2 separate regions of the Homo sapiens genome follow, and region 1 is linked to region 2. A link is a loop called in an ENCODE intact Hi-C map of the cell type or tissue named here. Cell type or tissue: Calu3. All regions are shown on one strand. Links, peaks and the distances in the headings refer to the core of each region. The heading gives the core; the rest is flanking DNA.

Region 1 (9,756 bases), core at 744-8,743, 70 kb before region 2:
AGTGTGCACATGCCCTGCTGCTCAGTCAGGTAGATTTTTATAGGTTTCTGGGAAGGGTTAGACCCAAATAGGCTGGGCAATCCCCTGCCTAGCAACCCACACTCATGTACTAGGTGTAGCCCCTGAGTGCTGCATGCAGTTCTATGATTGGGTCTGAAAACAGGCCTGCAATTGATGATGGTGCCAGAGGGAGCTGGAATATCAATCATGTTCATTAACAGGAAGTTGGGATCCTAATTTTTAAAATACTCTTTATGGCGATAAAACATATATAACATAAAATTTACCATTTTGACCATTTTTAAGTGCACAGTTCAACGGCATTAAGAACATTTACGTTGTCATGTGACCATCACCACTAGCCATTTCTAGAATTTCTTCATCATCCCAAACTGAAACTTTGTGCTCATTAAACAATAGTTCCTATTCCTTTCTCCCGCTACCCACTGGTAACCACCATTCTACTGGCTGTCTCTATGTATCTGACTACTTGATGGACCTCCTGTAAGTGAAATCAAATAATAGTTGTCCTTTGGTGTCTGGCTTAATTCATTTAATATAAAGTCTTCAAAGTTCATCTATGTCATAGCATGTGTCACAATTTCATTCCTTCCTGAGGCTGAACAATATTCTGTTGCATGGCTAAATCACATTTTGTTTATCCATGTATCTATCAATGGGCATTTGGGTTGTTCCTACCTTTTGATTATTGTGAATAATGCTGCTATGAACATTGGTTTGCAAGTATCTGTTTGAGTTTTTGCTCTCTTTCTTTTTTTAAAAATTACTTATTTATTTATTACTATTTTTGAGATAGGGTCTCACTCTGTTGCCCAGGCTGGAGTGCAGTGGTAGGATCATAGCTCACTGTAGCCTTGAACTCCTGGGCTCAAATGACCCTCCCGCCTCAGCCTCCCAAGTAGCGGGGACTACAGGTGCATGCCACCATTCCAGGCTCCTGCTTTCAATTCTTCTTCTTCTTCTTCTTTTTTTTTTTGAAATGGAGTCTTGCTCTGTCTCCCAGGCTCATCCCAACTCAGGAATCACAGAAGCAGATTTTGAGTAATGAGCAGGATGTTGATTTGTGGAGAATAAGGGAAAAAGGAACTCCACATAGAAGAAATAGCAAAGCAAAGGGAAAGAGTCATAAAAGTGAATAGCACTGCCAGTAACCACAAGAAAGATGGTGTGGCCAGTGTAGGATTCACTGGTCAACATCATGAGAAAACCAACAAGGTGGTTTGGGACTAGGTCATGGAAAGTTTTGAACATGAAGCTAAGAAAATCTTAATATTTTAAATTAATAACCTGCACCTTTTATTTCCAAATTATATAGGAAAGTAGGGGATTTACTTATATTTAAACACAATTTAGCAACTGTAGAGTACATTGTCATTAAAGTTTAAGCCTGATGCTTTTTACTTGGGTAAAAATGATATTTAAATGACAGTAAGAAATTTTTAAAAACCTTTCTTATGTATTCATCTATCCATTGTGAGTCTGTGTGTGTGTGTGAGTGTGTGCGTGTGCGTGTGTGTGCGTGCATGTGTGTGCGTGTGTGTGGTGTGTGTGCAGTGTGTGTGTGTGTGGTGGACATGTGTGCAATTCCTGTGTGTGTGGGTGGGGACGGGGCATGTGTGCAATGTCTTTGTGTGTGGTATGTGTATGGTGTGTGTGTGTGGTGTGTGGTGTGTGTGTGTGGTGTGTGTATGGTGTGTGTGTGTGGTGTGTGGTGTGTGTGTGTGGTGTGTGTGTGTGGTGTGTGTGTGGTGTCTGTTTGTGTGGTATGTGTGGTGTCTGTGTGTGGTCTGGTGTGGGGTATGTGTCTGATATTTGTGTGTCTGTCTCTGTGAAGGGTATGTGTATGTGATGTGTGTGTGCTGTATGTGGGTTTGGTGTCTGTACATTCCTGTGTGTGGTGTATTGGGTGTGTGAGTGTTTGTGTGTGCGTGTGGCAGCTATGGGAAGGTGTCTCTCAGATCTCCAACTGCAGGGAGTGTGACTGAGCCGGTAGCCCAGATGCTGCGCCCTGAGATGCATTGCTGCATTCGCGCCAAGACCCTGCTTCCTGGACGGAGGGCTGCAGGACACTAAGGCAGCCTTCCCTTGCAGTCTGATGGGCAACCTTGGCTCAAGGATTGGGCAACAGCCTTGTTGAGCTCCTGAGCACTGCAGAGCAGCCTGGAGCTTCCGTCTAAACTTCCTCCCTCCCTTCTCCTTCACTCATGGCCCAGGCTTGCCTTGCAGCCTGATGGCTCTTCCTGTCTCCTCAGCTCCCTCCTCACTGCCTCTCACAGGCCTTTCCCCTAATGAATCTCTGGCACAATCAATCCTGTCATGGCATCTGCTTCTGGGAGGACCCAGAATAACACAGTGGGGACAGGAATGGGTTGAGAAAGCAGGCACGGAGCTGGGATGTGGAACTGGCCCACCCACCCTAGCAGGTGGAGAGGTTGTGTCCTGGCTGGGAGCTGGGTCATTTCGAGTCCCCGGCCTAAGGCTAGCGATTTGACCGTAGTGGCCTGGCAAATGTTCCGGGAGGGGACGATGTGGTGTGTGCCGTGATGCAGGCATTTTAACAATACGGGTGGAAAAATGCCTACAAAAAAAGGCAGAGTGGGCTGGATCTCACTAAGCTGTTTTGATGCACACAGAGGAAGGAGAGACAAGGGTCTGTTTATGCAGGGCCCTGTGACAGCTGACAAAGAGGCCTCCATCTCCTGCAGAGGAAGAACAGACACACAGCTGAGAGGCAGGCTGAGGACCTGATTGTTAGAATCATGGAGCTCCAGAGAGGTTGAAATGCTTGGCCAAGGCAGGTCTGTTACGCAAAGGTCAGGGCCCCTGTGGGGAAAACCTAGGATCCTAAATATGGGACAGGGCTGTGTAGGTCCTGGCTACCAGAATGCCTCTGAAGATCTGGACTGTACACCCTGCTCAATCCCATGGGCTTGTGGAGCTGGCCCACTCCTCCCTAGGAAGGCCTAGCGTTCCCACTAAGCTGGCAGATGCTTGCAGATTCCCCGCACCCACCAAGGCAGCAAGTGCCCCCTGAGGAGCCATGCCTCCTTTCCTCCTGACTTCAGGGATGTGTATTAGCAAAGACTTTCAGTGCTAGAAGAGAAGGTGGAGGAATGGAGTCTGATTGTGAGACCTGCTCCTGCGTTAGACAATGCTGGGAGCAATACTTTGCTACCTGCTCCATTAAATTCTTGCTCTTGGAAGATAACGCTGTGAACCAATTAAAGCAGCTTCTTACAAAAATGAACAGCCTGCTCATAAAGGCTCACTTCAAGACCCTCATCTCAGTGGGGCACAGTGACTCACGCCTGTAGTATCAGCACTTTGGGAGGCTGGGATGGGAGGACTATTTGAGGCCAGGAGTTCAAGACCAGCCTGGACAACATAGTGAGAACCCATCTCTACAAAAATAAAAACTAAAAAATTAGCTGGCTGTGGTGCCACACCTGTAATCCTAGCTACTCAGTAGACAGAGGCAGAAAGATAGCATGAGCCCAGGAGTTCGAGGCTGCAGTGGGCTATGATGGCACCATTGTATTCCAGCCTAGGTGAGAGAGTGAGACTCTGTTTCAAAACAAACCAAAACAAAAGACCCTCACCCTCTTGTGTTCACCTCTTCAAGACTATTATATCTTAATTTTGCCCAATCTCGTTTCTTGCCTTGCAAGACATGCCTTAAAATCATATAATCTGGGCCATAACACCCTCCAACACCCTTTCCTAATTTCTCTGTTTTGAGACACTTCTAAGACTGACACTGTAGTATTGTCCCTTACTGCTGTAGGTCTAATATACTTAGATTTGCTTGATCAACAGATTTTTCTGGTGGTCCCTTTGGACAAGCAATAATTAACACAAAATAGACATGGATCATAGTAATACAGAATAAAGGTAGCATACTAGACATTCTCACTCTAGTGCTGACCTGTTCTCCCTGTGGTGTGTCTGGCCTGAGTCAGTTCTGATTCACCCACTTTCTCAACAGGGAAAATGTAAGACACATTTAAGAAATGCATATCAGTCTGAGACCGGAATCTAATCCTGAAATATATAAATGAATGCTCTTTGCATTTCAAGTTTAAAGAAACGGTTTTTGCCTCACCCGAAGGAAGAAATAATGATTTTTTTCCTCCCGTAAGGGCTCTTGGTTAACTCTACCCTGTTTGTTTTACTTAAAATGTTACATACTTTGCATTTATTCAGTTGATTAAGATTTATCCTGCTTAGTTAATGACTAACTTTTGGCTGGCCTTTCTAGGTTCTGAAATAGTTGTCAGGTCTGTTTGCACGTATTAGAGACATGAAGAATGGTATCTAGTACACCTAGGCTATTTGGGCACTTAGAGGAAAGATCAGATTTTGACAGGAATGCCGCTGTTAACGGATCCAGACTTTGACCCTACTAACAAGAGGCTTCGTTGTTCAAATTGGTCATTTGGGAATTACCGTAATTACTCTGGCAAATGAAGGAAATAAACCTATCAAAAGACTTTATTTGTTGCTGTTATTTATGATTTTAAAATGTATTTCTATGGGTTTTAAAATATGTTCATGCTGGAATAGGCGTTAAAACAGACATAATAACTTTTCCCACATACTGTTCCTGTCTCAAATACAAATTCTGCACAAACATATGCAAATTATGCACAAATTCTACTCCCTGCTCTGTAAATACTCCCTAAAAATTGAGTACAAATCAAGGGTTCACAAATCTGGTTTTTGTTCCCCTTACTTTCCTTTATAATTTCTAGTCTCAGGCCAGGCATGGTGGCTCACGCCTGTAATCCCAGCACTTTGGGAGGCCGAGGCAAGAGGATCACTTTAGGCCAGGAGTTCAAGACCAGCCTGGGCAACATGGCGAAACCCCGTCTCTACCAAAAATACAAAAATTAGCAAGGTGTGGTGGTGTGCACCTGTAATCCCAGCTACTTGGGGGGCTGAGGCATGAGAATTGCTTGAGCCCGGGAGGCAGAGGTTGAAGTGAGCCGAGGTCACGCCATTGCACTCCAGCTTGGGCGACAGAGCGAGACTCTGTCTCAAAAAAAGAAAAAAATGTCTAGTCTTGTCATCATTTCTAATAAGAAACGTGTCCTGAGCATTTGCCATTCATTATCTGCTGACTCCATCCCAGAGAGTCTGTAATGTTGTTACCTGGTCCTAGCCCTCATTGCACATGAGATGGTAATTGTAGTTCAAAAGAGTAGGTGACCAGTGCCAGCTGAGTAGCCGGTCAATAAGGGTCTTAATGCTAATTGCTAACCCTTGAGCTTTGAATATTTGTCTCTTTCCTGCTGACCCAAGGCTTTCTGCCAAGTAGCTAATCAGTAAACATATGCTTAAATATACTCAAGGCGTTCCTATTATTAAAGCACTATTTTGATTGTGCTTTTGATTCCCTGATCAAAATTTTCCATTGACTACTGAGAAAAGTCCAAAGCACTTAAGCTGAAATGTCCAGCTTTCTAAAGTCAGATCTCTATTTACCTTTCCAACCTTATCTTCTGCTATTCTCCGGTGCACTCCAGAAATTCCAATCACAAAGAGCTACTCAGTACTCCCTGCGGTGCTGGCATTGCTCGGCCTAGCCCTCCGTTATCTCTTTCAATATTTCAGCACCATCCTCCCTCCCCTGAGAGGCCCGGTCAGGTGAAGTGTTTAGGAAGAACTAGCCTGCAATAAGGTGAGGACAGGGAAGGGGGTGGATCCTGCGCTTCAGTTGGGATGGGATAATTAACATAAAAATGCATCACTCTTGATCTTTCTCCACTTGTCTCATGCTCCTGTTTTCTTACTTTCAGTTAACATCTTTTTTTTTTTTTTTGAGATTGAGACAGTCTCACTCTGTCACCCAGGCTGGAGTGCAGTGGCACAATCTCAACTCAACCTCTACCTCCCAGTTTCAAGCTATCCTCGTGCCTCAGCCTCCTGAGTAGCTGGGATTACAGGCATGTGCCACCCCGCCCGGCTAATTTTTGTATTTTAAGTAGAGATGGGGTTTGTCCATGTTGGCCAGGGTAGTCTTGAACTCCTGGTCTCAAACTATCTGCCCACCTTGGCCTCCCAATGTGCTAGGATTACAAGTGTGAGCCATCACGCCCAGCCTGGTTAACATCTTTTTATCATGATTTTCACAAGGGTTGTGTAAGCATACCTTCAAAACTGATGGGGTGTGCTCAGGGAGAGTGCCTTCTCCTCTCACCTCCCTCCCTGCAGCACCTCCCTGCTGTGTTCAGCCTGCTGTGTCTCGGCTTATGGGTGGCCCACCGTTCTCAGTCCAAGCTCCTGCCCCCACTGGATTCCCATGGACTTCCTTTGTAACCAGTGGTATGGTAATGAGGTTCTTCACACATACAAATATTCTCTAAATATTTCGGTTCCTCCCTCATCTGTTCTTTGGGAGCTGGGATTCTGCTTTATAATCATCTGTGCCTCTTCATCTTCTAGCACAGGGCTTTGCCTGTGGCACATGGCACTGAATCCATCAAATAAAAACAACCAAAGAGCAAAATATTTTTGCAATCTGAAGAATATATTTACAATGAGAAACATCACTTGTAGCTGCCTGTGGTATATGGCAAACACTGTTGAAACAGAGCCACATATATGGATGGTCAAAATGCTTTCCTGTTTGTCACCCTGTCTGTCTCCATTTTTACCTAAGTTTGGAAGTAGGCAAGTGTCCACTTTGATCCCATTTCATCTGGGCAGTGGTAGAAGTAGCCTATAATTCATGCAGTAGGTTGTTTTGTCTGTATAGTGTCAAATAATTGATATCACTTGTTGTTGTTTTTAATTATTGAGTTGACTTCAGCAAACAGTAGTTTGGGTATCTCAAAACAGCTTGAATCTGACCAAAGAGAAAGAGTTACCGAAAAACAAAGAAATTTCATGTAGTGTATGAGGTTTTATCTTTGAGCAGGGAAGTTCTCAAGATTTCAAGGCAAAAGCACAGAAGAGTAGGTGTAGAAATGTCAGCAGTACCAAATTCTTATCCTCATTCTGACCCTGAAGCTCTTGGGTCTTCATGAGAGAAGTCTTTTCTTTTGTTGAGTCTCTTCTTTGCACAGGCAGTTGCTAGGAGGTCACTTTCTTCTGTCTCCTTTGCCCTCGAAAGGATGTTTTAGGAGGCCATGTCATGATGATCTGGTCCTCCTGAAGAACAGGTCAGGACAACATTAAATGATTTATTTGCTCCCTGAACCTGTGTTTGTTGCCTTCCAAGGCACTGGAAAACCAAAGACTGCCTTTCTGCTGCTCTGAGAAATTATTCTGTCTAGAATACTTGATCACACACCCAAACAGGTGCCAAATGGAAAATAGCATGCCAGATGTCAACCCAAGCAGCAGAAAGTTGGCCAGGACACTGTATCTCTGAATTTAAATGGTCTAAAACTTCACATTTATCCTGAATGGTCTTCTTATGCTGACTCTTTAGAGATCATAGAATCCTAGAGTGCTGAGCAAACAGATATCCTGCAGCTCATTGCATTCATCTTTCAGAAATCCAAACAGGTTAAATGATGTCTCCAGCAATTAATACCCAGTGGCAGATCCAGTTCTAGAAGAAACCTAGGGGAATCCAGGTGTTCTACCTGCAAACTGTGACCAAAAAAGTGATGTCTACTCATAATATACTTTGTGTTATTTCAGAGCCTAGGATGGCGACATTTCATTGCAGAAGCAATGACCCACTCCTAGTCAATTTCAGCAGATAACATGGAGACTTGAACAAGCTAAATCTGTTGCAGAAAAATAGATAGTATTTGTCAAGCACAGAAATGGGGGTGTTGAATATGCACTAAGTCAGACTCCAAATTTTTCACCCCAAACAGTTGGTTGAGAACACTCACATGTTTTATAGTCATGTATCCCAGAACTGTCTGTTACAGCAACACCTTTAGATTCCTCACAGGCCAGGTGTGGAGGCTCATGCCTGTAATCCCAGCACCTTGGGAGGCTGAGACAGGAGGATTGCTCCAGCCCAGGAGTTTGAGACCAACCTGGGTAACATAGCAAGACTCCCTCTCTACAAAAAATTTAAAAATTAGCCAAGCATGGTGGTGTTCACCTGCAGTCTCAGCTACTCAGGAGGTTGAGGTGGGAGGATCACTTGAGCCTGGGAGGTTGAGGCTGCAGTGAAGAGTGATCACACAAACAACAAAAACCACTCCTTGCCTATCTTTAAGAGATTAACTACATGAGCAGGCTTTCATGAGCAGTTGAATTTCTTCCCTGGATTCATTGTGAGCAAGCTCCTTGGAGTTTGGTGAGCCTTTTAACTGTAAACCAAAAAAAATAACTGAGGCAAGTCTCAATCATTTTTAGAGGTTTATTTTGCCAAGGTTGAAGACATGCCCGAGAGAAAAAAAAGGTACAGAAAACCACAGGAAACATCTGTGCTCCGTGATTTTTTCCCAAAGAGGGTCTGGGTACTTCAATATTCAAAGGGAAAAAGAGCAGGCAGTAGGTGAAAGAGGAAGGAGGAAAAGAAAGGGAAAGAGTAGATAAAAGAGGCAAACAGTTGCATTCCTTTGAGTCTTTTGATCAGTGAAGCCACTTTTTTCACGTGAAAGGAGGGAGGAGAGGAATAGTCAATTATGCATTTATCTTGTGCTCAGTTAATCTCCATTTTTACATAAGGTAAAATAAACATAGGAAGTAGAGGAAGCAGTTAGATATGCATTCCTCTCAGTTGAACAGAGGGATGATGGCTTTTAGTTCTTGGTTTTTGTTCTCTTTCTGTAGAAGATTAGCTTCTAATTTATTAATACATTGTAGGGTGAAATTCAACAGAACTGTCTTAGGGTAAAGATATTGGGGCTCACAAGAGATTTCCTTGTGAGGAAATTGTGAGGGAAGAATGTAGCCTTTTATCTTGTAGCTATCTATTTAGGAACAAAGTGGAAGGCAGGTTTGCCTGACCGAGTTCCCAGCTTAATGTTTCCCTTTGGCTTAGCGAGTTTGGGGTCCAGAGATTTTATTTTCCTTTCAGATGCCATAGGAAATGTAACAACTGTAGAAACGAGATTTCAGAGCTGGGCCTCTCAAGACCCATTTGACTACAAGGTCAGAGAGAGAATGCTGGTCCTCATAGGCCTGTCCTGAGTCGGCTCTGGACACCTGGAGGCCACAACTGCAAGAGTGAGGGTGAGGTCAGTGACCAGAAGGAAGGTGTCACTAGGGAAAGAGCATGGAACCCTCAATTCCAACAGTAACCCTCAATTCCAACTGTAACCCTTACCAGCCCTGTTATGAACTGGATGCTTGTGTCCTCTGGAAATTCATATCTTGAAATCCTAATCCCCAACGTGATGATCTTAGGAGGAGGATTTGGGGGTAAGTAGGTCATGAAGGTGGAGCCCTCACAAATGAGATTAACACCCTTGTAAGAAGAGACATGAGAACTTGCTCACTCTCAGCTCTTCACTTGTGAAAATGCAATGAGAAGGCATCAATTGCAAACCCAAAAGTGGCCTGGAAAGCCCAAGATCAAGATGTTGGAATATCTGGGATCTGGTGAGGGCTGCTTCCTGGCCATCCCTGGATGTTATTTCCTTAGGACCCTAGTCTATTAGTGGTACCCCAAGCCCTTCACTCGGGCACCCCAAGTAGCCTTGCCATCACCTGATCCTCAGTAAAACCCCTATCCCCAAAAGTTAGGTGTTAGAAAGGAAAGGTATCTGATTGAACGGGTTCACATTCAATAGCTATTAGCTTCAGAGTCCTCTGGGAAAT
Region 2 (9,756 bases), core at 581-8,580:
CAAACAGATCTTTAACTTGGAACCAAAGTGAGGGAGTGTATTAGTCTGTCCTTGCACTGCTATAAATAAATACCTGAAACTGGATAATTTATAAAGAAAGGTTTAATTGGCTCATGGTTCTGCAGGCTGCATAGGAAGCATGGCTGGAGAGGCCTCAGGAAACTTACAATCATGGCGGAAGGCAAAGGTGAAGTAGGTGCATCTTACATGGCTGGAGGAGGAAGAGAGAAAAGGGGGGAGGTGCTATACAATTTTAAACAACCAGATCTTCTGAGAACTTACTTGCTATTACAAGACCAGCAAGGGGGAAATGTACCTCCATGATCCAGTCACCTCCCACCAGGCCCCTCCTCCAACACTGGGGATTACATTTCAACATGAGATTTGGGTGGGGAGACAAATCCAAACCATATCAGGGAGTGAATGTTCTCAGTCTGCAAATACATTCGTTATACTGTGATGAGGAGGGTAGACCGGGACCCTGTCAGGTCCTCAGAACCTTGGAGAGTGGCTGTCCCATTCAGCTCTACAAGATGATGGCTGAATTGCTAATTTTGGAGTGGAAAGAAGAACGCTTTCATGTTCAGTTACTATCTGTCACTGGAATTCTATCACAGACTTCAGTTTTGGGCTTTGTGGGTTTTTAGGGTCATCTGCAGATATGTATTGAAGTATTCAATAGCATAGGCAGAAAGTAACACAGTCTTCATATTATTAAATACATTGTATTATTAATATCATGCTTCTTTGAGAATTTGTAAAAGTGAGAATTTTGCTGTGTATTTCCCATGGTAAAGATAAAGTGAGATAAAAACTCTCAATACACTGCAATTATTACTCAAAAAATAAATAAACATGTACTGTGTAGGAGTTCTTGTCCTCTCTTGCATGTTTTTTAACTTCAGGTTTGAACCCTGAATCACATTTTCTTGCTACTTAGGAGGACCCATCAGCCAATTTAAGAATGATCCAATTTCTCTCAATTGGCAATATCTCTAGATATAACACATACCACGCAGTCTTTGAATTCCATGAACACAGAATCAATGCTGACCATTTTTCTGCTATACTGCCCCACATTTTTTTTCATCTATAAAATATGAGTTAAAATTTATCTTAAAATAATAGTTGGAATAAATGAGCAAGTGAAAAGCACTTTGAAAATATATAGCACAAAACAACTGCACCACTAGCTATTATTACTATTCCTCAAAATATGTAGTATTTCTAGTCCTGTTGTCTATACTTCTTTCACCTTTCTAAGAGGTGTTGGGAAATTTATTCTTAACACTGAGATTATTAAGGCACAGCTATTATTCCCCCTTCTTGTGGCAATAAAGGACATATTATTTCAGCTATAGCTAACTTATAAAAATGTTCAGTTACTCATGTCTTAGCCCGAGTGAACATACATTATTATGCTACATTCTTTACTATTTGTAAAATAGTTGTCAGCTACAAATGCATTATCCTACACATTGAAGTTAATGATGGAAAAATGCTGCTGTCACAGAAAATTGGATTGTGAAAGTAGATAAATGCTCAGGTGCTTATTTTTAAAATAGCAAGCATTCATCTTGTGATAGTATTGGCTTCCAGTAGCTTTATCTCCATTACATAAGTGCCAGGCAGGCAATTATTATCCTGGAAGAGTGTGAGGACTTGTTATTTCATCAGCACATAAAGAGTCTTCCTACTAGATGCCATATATGGTCTGAAGTCCTGGACTCCAATCCAACCTCTTCATTTAAACACTTTTAAATTTGTATATTTTAAAATATAAACAATGATCCAAAATTCAGACACTTCAAAAAGGCATATAATGAAACGTCCCCCTTCCCTCCTCTCCTCCAGCCACACAGGGCCCCACCTTGAAGTCAAATGATGTTAATGGTTTCTTGTGTATATCTGAGATATTTTGTGCATATATAGACATAGATCTGTATATCTATCTTCCTTATTGCCCCCTGTTATGGACTGAATTTGTATTCCCCAAATTCTTATGCTGAAGCCGTAATCCCCAGTATGTCCTGCATTTGGAGATAGGGCCTTTAAAGAGATACTTAAGGTAAAGTGAAGTCATTTGGGTGGGCCCTAGGCCAATATGGTGTCCTTATAAGAGGAGGAGATGAAGACAAACACATGCAGAGGGAAAACCACATGAAGATACAAAGAGAAGATGGCCGTCTGCAAGCCAAGACAAGGGGCTCCAGGAAAAACCAAACTTGCTGACACCCTGATCTTGGATTTCTAGCTTTCAGAGTTGAGAGAAAATTTCTGTTGTTTAAGCCACCCAGTCTGTAATATTTGTTATGGCAGCCCTAGCAGACTAATATGCCTCTGCTATTTTTTTTTAATTTTTAATTTTTACAAACTAGTAGCATACAATGCCCACTTTGCTGGACCCCTCTTTTTCACTTACTATATTTTTCACGAAGTACATAAAAGCTTCCCTCTTCATTTATTGTTATGGATATATGAATTATTTTTATTATATGGTTGTAGCATAACTATTTGACCATTCTCCTACTGATGAACATTTAGAATATTTCCGATATTTTACTACTAGAAACAATACTGTCATAAATAATTTGTATATGAATAATTTTACACACGAGCAAGCATACCCGTAGAATCAGTTTCTAAAACTAACACCACTGCGTATAAGGACATCTGCAGTAATATTTTGGGTTTAAAAAAATTTTTTTTAATTTTTTATTTTTTGAGACAGAATCTCATTCTGTTGCCCTGGCTGGAGTGCAGTGGTGCAATCTCAGCTCACAGCAACCTCTGCCTACCAGGTTCAAGCGATTCTCCTGCCTCAGCCTCCCAAGCAGCTGGGATTACAGGCGCCCGCAACCACGCTTGGTCATATATATATATATATATTTTTGTATTTTTAGTAGAGACGAGGTTTCATTATGTTAGACAGGTTGGTCTCGAACTCCTGACTCTGGTGATCCGCCCACCTCCGCCTCCCAAAGTGCTGGGATTGCAGGCATGAACCACTGCATCTGGCTTGCAGTAATATTTTGATAGTTATTGCCAAATTGCCCTTCCTGGAGGACATACAGACTTATACTTACACCAGAAAGAATGAGAGTGCCTACTTCCTACATCTTCCACACACAGTTTGTTATTGAACTTTTTGATTTTTACTAATCTGGTAAAAATTTTGCATGTCAGGAAGTATCATTTTGCAGTTTTCTCATTGTGGTGATGTTGAACATCTTTTTGTAAGTTTAAAAGACATTTATATCTCATTTTTTGATTAAGCTTCTTTTTCCACTGGGCTTTTCATCTTTTTGTATTGTAGATGTTCTTTTTTTTTTTTCTTTTATTTTTATTTTGAAACAGGGTCTTGCTCTGTCACCCAGCCTGGAGTGCAGTGAGGTGATCATAGCTCACTGCAGCCTTGACCTCCCTGGCTCAAGCAATCCTCCCATCTCAGCCTCCTGAGTAGCTAGAACTACAGGTGCACGCCATTATGCCTGGCCAATTTTAAAACAATTCTTTGTAGGGATGAGGTCTCACAATGTTGCCCACGTTAGTTTTGAACTCCTCGGCTCAAGTGATCCTCCTGCCTTGGCCTCCCAAAGTACTGATGTTCTTTATTTGTTAGAAAAATTAGTCATTTTCAGTGATATGAGTTGCAAACATTTCCCCCAGTTTGTACTGGTCTTTTTACATTACTTCTGAGGAGGCTGTGTAGAAAATTTTGAGTTTAATATTATCAACTTTATCAGTCCTTTTTAAAACAGTGCAATGGCCTCTGACAATAAGCACCCAGAGTGAGGATAAACTTCCTGGGGACCTCGGGACCCCTGAACTTGCTTGCAGCTGATGTCTGAAATGAGGCTCACTTCAGGCATCAGCTGCAAGTTCAGGGGTCCCCAGGCCACCTTCACTCCTGACCAACTGGTTACAAGTTCGGGGTTCCCACGATCCTCTCAAGTTTGATAATTCACTAGAATGACTAACAGAATTCAGGGAAGAGCTATATGATTTAAAAAATTACAGTTTTATTATCACAAAAAGATTACGAATAAGAACCAATCAAAAGAAGAGACAGATAGGTAGAGGTCTGGGAGGGTCCTAGATGGGAAGTTTCTGGTGTCCTCTCCCTGCAGAGATGGGATGCATCATCCTCCGAGCACATCGGTGTGTACAATATGCAGAGTACTGTCAACTAGGATACACACTTGAGCTTCAAGTTCAGAGTTTTTTTGGGTTTCATTATGTGTGCATGATTGATTGAAACACTAGTCACCCTCTGAACTCAGTCTCCAGTCACCCCTCTTCCCTCCCTGGAGATCAGGCTGATATCACTTGGCTCAAATTCCAACCCTCTAATGACATAATTGGTCTCTCTCTCAGTGGCCAGCCTCTGTCTCGAGTCATCTCTTAGAAACTGTCGAAGAGCCTCCTATGAGTCACCTTATTAGAATAAACTATGAGGGCATACCATGAATAACAAAGACATTCCTATCACCCAGGAAATTCCAAGAAGTTAGAGATTAACTCACAGGAACCAGGAACCAGGGACAAAGCCCAATAAATTCTTTATTACTCAGGATACAGATTCTGGATTTTGTTTCATACATAGAAAGCACTTCCTTTTCTAAGATTATTATAAAAACAAATTACCCCATGATTTCCTCTAGTACCTGAATGATTCAATTTTTTTCCAACATAAAAGTGTGATTATAGATTCAAATCGTTTTCTTTTTTTCTTTCTTTCTTTCTTTCTTTTTTTTTTTGAGACAGGGTCTTGCTCTGTTGCACAGGCTGGAATACAGTGGTGTTATCATAGTTGACTGTAGCATTGAGCTCCTGGGCTCGAGCAATCCTCCCATCTCTGCCTCCTGAGTAGCTGGAACTATAGGCATGTGCCACCATGCCTGGCTAATTAAAAAAAATTTTTTTTGTAGAGATGGGGTCTCCCTATGTTGCCCGGGCTGCAAATTGTTTTCTTGATAATTGTCCCCTAACCATTTGTTGAATAAACTATTTTTCTTCTACTGATTGAAATGCTAACCTTAGCCTATACTAAATTTCCGTATGTATATGGATCTATTTCTCAACTTTATAATGTGTTCAATTGCATTTTTAAATGTTTATACCACATTATTATAATTTTATAATTTATTATTTCAAATTAATATTAATAGTAAATTTCTTAAACTTCTAAAAAACTTTTTTTGGAAATAGATTTAAAATCAAATACCAATTAGAGGTGGTAAGACACAAATGTAGCTGTCAGAGGAGTAGACAGTATCCTATTGATCTGGTTTGTCAGCTGGTTAGCAGGTTAGCATAGGGATTGTTCCAATGAATTCACTTACTTTATTGCCAGAATTGAAGAAAACTTATAAAACTGTGCTGCATTTATTTGTGTTTTACAAGCAGTTATTCAGAATCAAATGGAAATTTTTCACTGCATTGGAAATAGCCTGGCCAAATCCTCAAATTCCACAGAAGCAGTTTAGGTGTTTGGTCTTCTCAATGGTCAGCTTTTGGATGAGTTGGGCACTTGTTTTCCTCAATGACCACCTCCTGTACATCTTGACCTGGAGACAAACTACTCAGTTTCTCCCAGCAGCATTAACTGGGCCTCACTCTGTTCTTGAACAAGATGAGTTCAAGTCAGCCAGTGCAACCAGATCCAGTGTAGACAGAATCTGGTTCTTTGATCATCAACCCTGGGAGGAACTATCATCTTCATACTAGTCTTTTCCTTCAGACTGGGCAAAGAACATTTGTGGAATAGACCACATATTTGTGGCTCTCACTGGTAAAAATGTAGCTTTGTAAGCTTGCCTGAGAACAGAGCATGAATGTCAGATCCTGGCTCAGCTGCACTGCCTAACTTGGGGAGTTTTAGAAGTTACGCATCAGCAAAAAAATGTCCTGATCTGACAGCTTTGAAGAGAGTAGTGGTTCTCCCTGCTTGGAGTTTGAGATCTGAGAACGGACAGACTGCCTCCTCAAGTGGGTCCCTGACCCCTGAGTAGCCTAACTGGGAGACACCTCCCAGCAGGGGCTGACTGACACCTCATACAGCCGGGTGCACCTCTGAGATGAAGCTTCCAGAGGAATGATCAGGCAACATCTGCTGTTCTGCAAAATTTACTGTTCTGCTGCCTCCGCTGGTGATACCCAGGCAAACAGGGTCTGGAGTGGACCTCCAGTAAACTCCAACGGACCTGCAGCTGAGGGTCCTGACTGTTAGAAGGAAAACTAACAAACAGAAAGGACATCCACACCAAAATCCCATCTGTACGTCACCACCATCAAAGACCAAAGGTAGATAAAATCACAAAGATGGGTAGAAACCAGAGCAGAAAAGCTGAAAATTCTAAAAATCAGAGCACCTCTTCTCCTCCAAAGGAACGCAGCTCCTCGCCAGCAATGGAACAAAGCTGGATGGAGGAAGACTTTGACGGGTAGAGAGAAGAAGGCTTCAGACGATCAGTAATAATAAACTTCTCCAAGCTAAAAGAGGATGTTCAAACCCATTGCAAAGAAGCTAAAAACATTGAAAAAAGATTAGATGAATGGCTAACTAGAATAACCAACGCAGAGAAGTCCTTAAATGACCTGATGGAGCTGAAAACCATGGCACGAGAACTACGTGACACATGCAAAAGCTTCAGTAGCCGGTTTGATCAAGTGGAAGAAAGGGTATCAGTGATTGAAGATCAAATGAATGAAATGAAGCAAGAAGAGACGTTTAGAGAAAAAAGAGTAAAAGGAAATGAACAAAGCCTCCAAGAATTATGAGACTATGTGAAAAGACCAAATCTACGTCTGATTGGTGTACTTGAAAGTGACAGGGAGAATGGAACCAAGTTGGAAAACACTCTTCAGGATATTATCCAGGAGAACTTCCCCAACCTAGCAAGGCAGGCCAACATTCAAATTTAGGAAATACAGAGAACGCCACAAAGATACTCCTCGAGAAGAGCAACTCCAAGACACATAATTGTCAGATTCACCAAAGTTGAAATGAAGGAAAAAATGTTAAGGGCAGCCAGAGAGAAAGGTCGGGTTACCCACAAAGGGAAGCCCATCAGACTAACAGGGAATCTCTCAGCAGAAACTCTATGAGTCAGAAGAGAGTGGGGGCCAATATTCAACATTCTTAAAGAAAAGAATTTTCAACCCAGAATTTCATATCCAGCCAAACTAAGCTTCATAAGTGAAGGAGAAATAAAATGCTTTACAGACAAACAAATGCTGAGAGATTTTGTCACCACTAGGCCTGCCTTACAAGAGCTCCTGAAGGAATCACTAAACATGGAAAGGAACAACTGGTACCAGCCACTGCAAAAACATGCCAAATTGTAAAGACCATCAATGCTAGGAAGAAACTGCAGCAACTAACAAGCAAAATAACCAGCTAACATCATAATGACAGGATCAAATTCACACATAACAATATTAACCTTAAATGTAAATGGGCTAAATTCTCCAATTAAAAGACACAGACTGGCAAATTGGATAACGAGTCAAGACCCATCAGTGTGCTGTATTCAGGAGACCCATCTCACATGCAGAGACACGTATAGGCTCAAAATAAAGGGATGGAGGAAGATCTACCAACCAAATGGAAAACAAAGGCAGGGGTTGCAATTCTAGTCTCTGATAAAACAGACTTTAAACCAACAAAAATCAAAAGAGACAAAGAAGGCCATTACATAATGATAAAGGGATCAATTCAACAAGAAGAGCTAACTATCCTAAATATATATGCACCCAATACAGGAGCACCCAGATTCATAAAGCAAGTCCTTAGAGACTGACAAAGTGACTTAGACTCTCACACAATAATAATGGGAGACTTTAACACCCCACTGTCAACATTACACAGATCAACGAGACAGAAAGTTAACAAGGATATCCAGGAATTGAACTCAGCTCTGCACCAAGTGGACCTAATAGACATCTACAGAACTCTCCACCCCAAATCAACAGAATATACATTCTTCTCAACACCACATCACACTTATTCTAAAATTGACCACATAGTTGGAAGTAAAGCACTCCTCAGCAAATGTAAAAGAACGGAAGTTATAACAAACTGCCTCTCAGACCACAGTGCAATCAAACTAGAACTCAGGATTAAGAAACTCAATCAAAACCACTCAACTACATGGAAACTGAACAACCTGCTCCTGAATGACTACTGGGTACATAACGAAATGAAGGCAGGAAAAAAGATGTTCTTTGAAACCAATGAGAACAAAGACACAACATACCAGAATCTCTGGGGCACATTTAAAGCAGTGTGTAGATGGAAATTTATAGTACTGAATGCCCACAAGAGAAAGTATGAAAGATCTAAAATTGACACCCTAACATCACAATTAAAAGAACTAGAGAAGCAAGAGCAAACACATTCAAAAGCTAGCAGAAGGCAAGAAATAACTAAGATCAGAGCAGAACTGAAGGAAATAGAGACACAAAAAACCTTCAAAAAATCAATGAATCCAGGAGCTGGTTTTTTGAAAAGATCAACAAAATTGATAGGCCTCTAGCTTGCTAATGGCCTAATAAAGAAGAAAAGAGAGAAGAATCAAATAGATGCAATAAAAAATGATAAAGGGGATATCACCACCGATCTCACAGAAATACTAACTACCATCAGAGAATGCTATAAACACCTATACGCAAATAAACTAGAAAATCTAGAAGAAATGGATAAATTCCTTGACACATACACCCTCCCAAGACTAAACCAGGAAGAAGTTGAATCCCTGAATAGACCAATAAAAGGTTCTAAAATTGAGGCAATAATTAATAGCCTATCAACCAAAAAAAGTCCAAGACCAGGCGGATTCAAAGCTGAATTCTACCAGAGATACAAGGAGGAGCTGGTACCATTCCTTCTGAAACTATTTCAATCAACAGGAAAAGAGGGAATCCTCCCTAATTCTTTTTATGAGGTCAACGTCATCCTGATACCAAAGCCTGGCAGAGACACAACAAAAAAAGAGAATTTTAGACCAATATCCCTGACGAACATCGATACAAAAATCCTCAATAAAATACTGGCAAACTGAATCCAGCAGCACATCATAAAGCTTATCCACCATGATCAAGTTGGCTTCATCCCTGGGATGCAAGGCTGGTTCAACATACACAAATCAATAAACGTAATCCATCATATAAACAGAACCAAAGACAAAAACCACATGATTATCTCAATAGATGCAGAAAAGGCTTTTGACAAATTTCAACAGCTCTTCAGGCTAAAAACTCTCAATAAACTAGGTATTCATGGGACTTATCTCAAAATAATGAGAGCTATTTATGACAAACCCACAGCCAATATCATACTGAATGGGCAAAAACTGGAAGTGCTCCCTTTGAAAACTGGCACAAGACAGGGATGCCCTCTCTCACCACTCCTATTCGACATAGTGTTGGAAGTTCTGGCCAGGGCAATCAGGCAAGAGAAAGAAAGAAAGGGTATTCAATTAGGAAAAGAGAAAGTCAAATTGTCCCTGTTTGCAGATGACATGATTGTATATTTAGAAAACCCCATCATCTCAGTCCAAGATCTCCTTAAGCTGATAAGCAACTTCAGCAAAGTCTCAGGATACAAAATCAATGTGCAAAAATCACAAGCATTCCTGTACACCAATAACAGACAAACAGAGAGTCAAATCATGAGTGAAGTCCCATTCACAATTGCTTCAAAGAGAATAAAATACCTAGGAATCCAACTTACAAGGGATGTGAAGGACCTCT

What was found. A loop is a pair of places that touch in the nucleus more often than their neighbours do. Peaks named below come from ENCODE experiments on the same cell type or tissue, not always from the same donor. Only the 100,000 strongest peaks of a DNase experiment are listed, where the experiment ranks them.
Region 1: it touches region 2 in a loop (4-fold over the local background); 5 of 110 quality-filtered maps call a loop at or near these places.

Annotation. Positions count from the first base shown.
Region 1 is chr18:8,955,532-8,965,287 of GRCh38, reverse strand. No RefSeq gene overlaps it. Among named protein-coding and RNA genes, the nearest start is that of NDUFV2, 140 kb to the left of the region's middle. In Calu3, for the core only: no CTCF peak of the experiment used is centred there; DNase peaks (open chromatin) are centred at 3,967, 4,347 and 5,617.
Region 2 is chr18:8,885,768-8,895,523 of GRCh38, reverse strand. No RefSeq gene overlaps it. Among named protein-coding and RNA genes, the nearest start is that of GACAT2, 180 kb to the right of the region's middle. In Calu3, for the core only: no CTCF peak of the experiment used is centred there; a DNase peak (open chromatin) is centred at 4,343.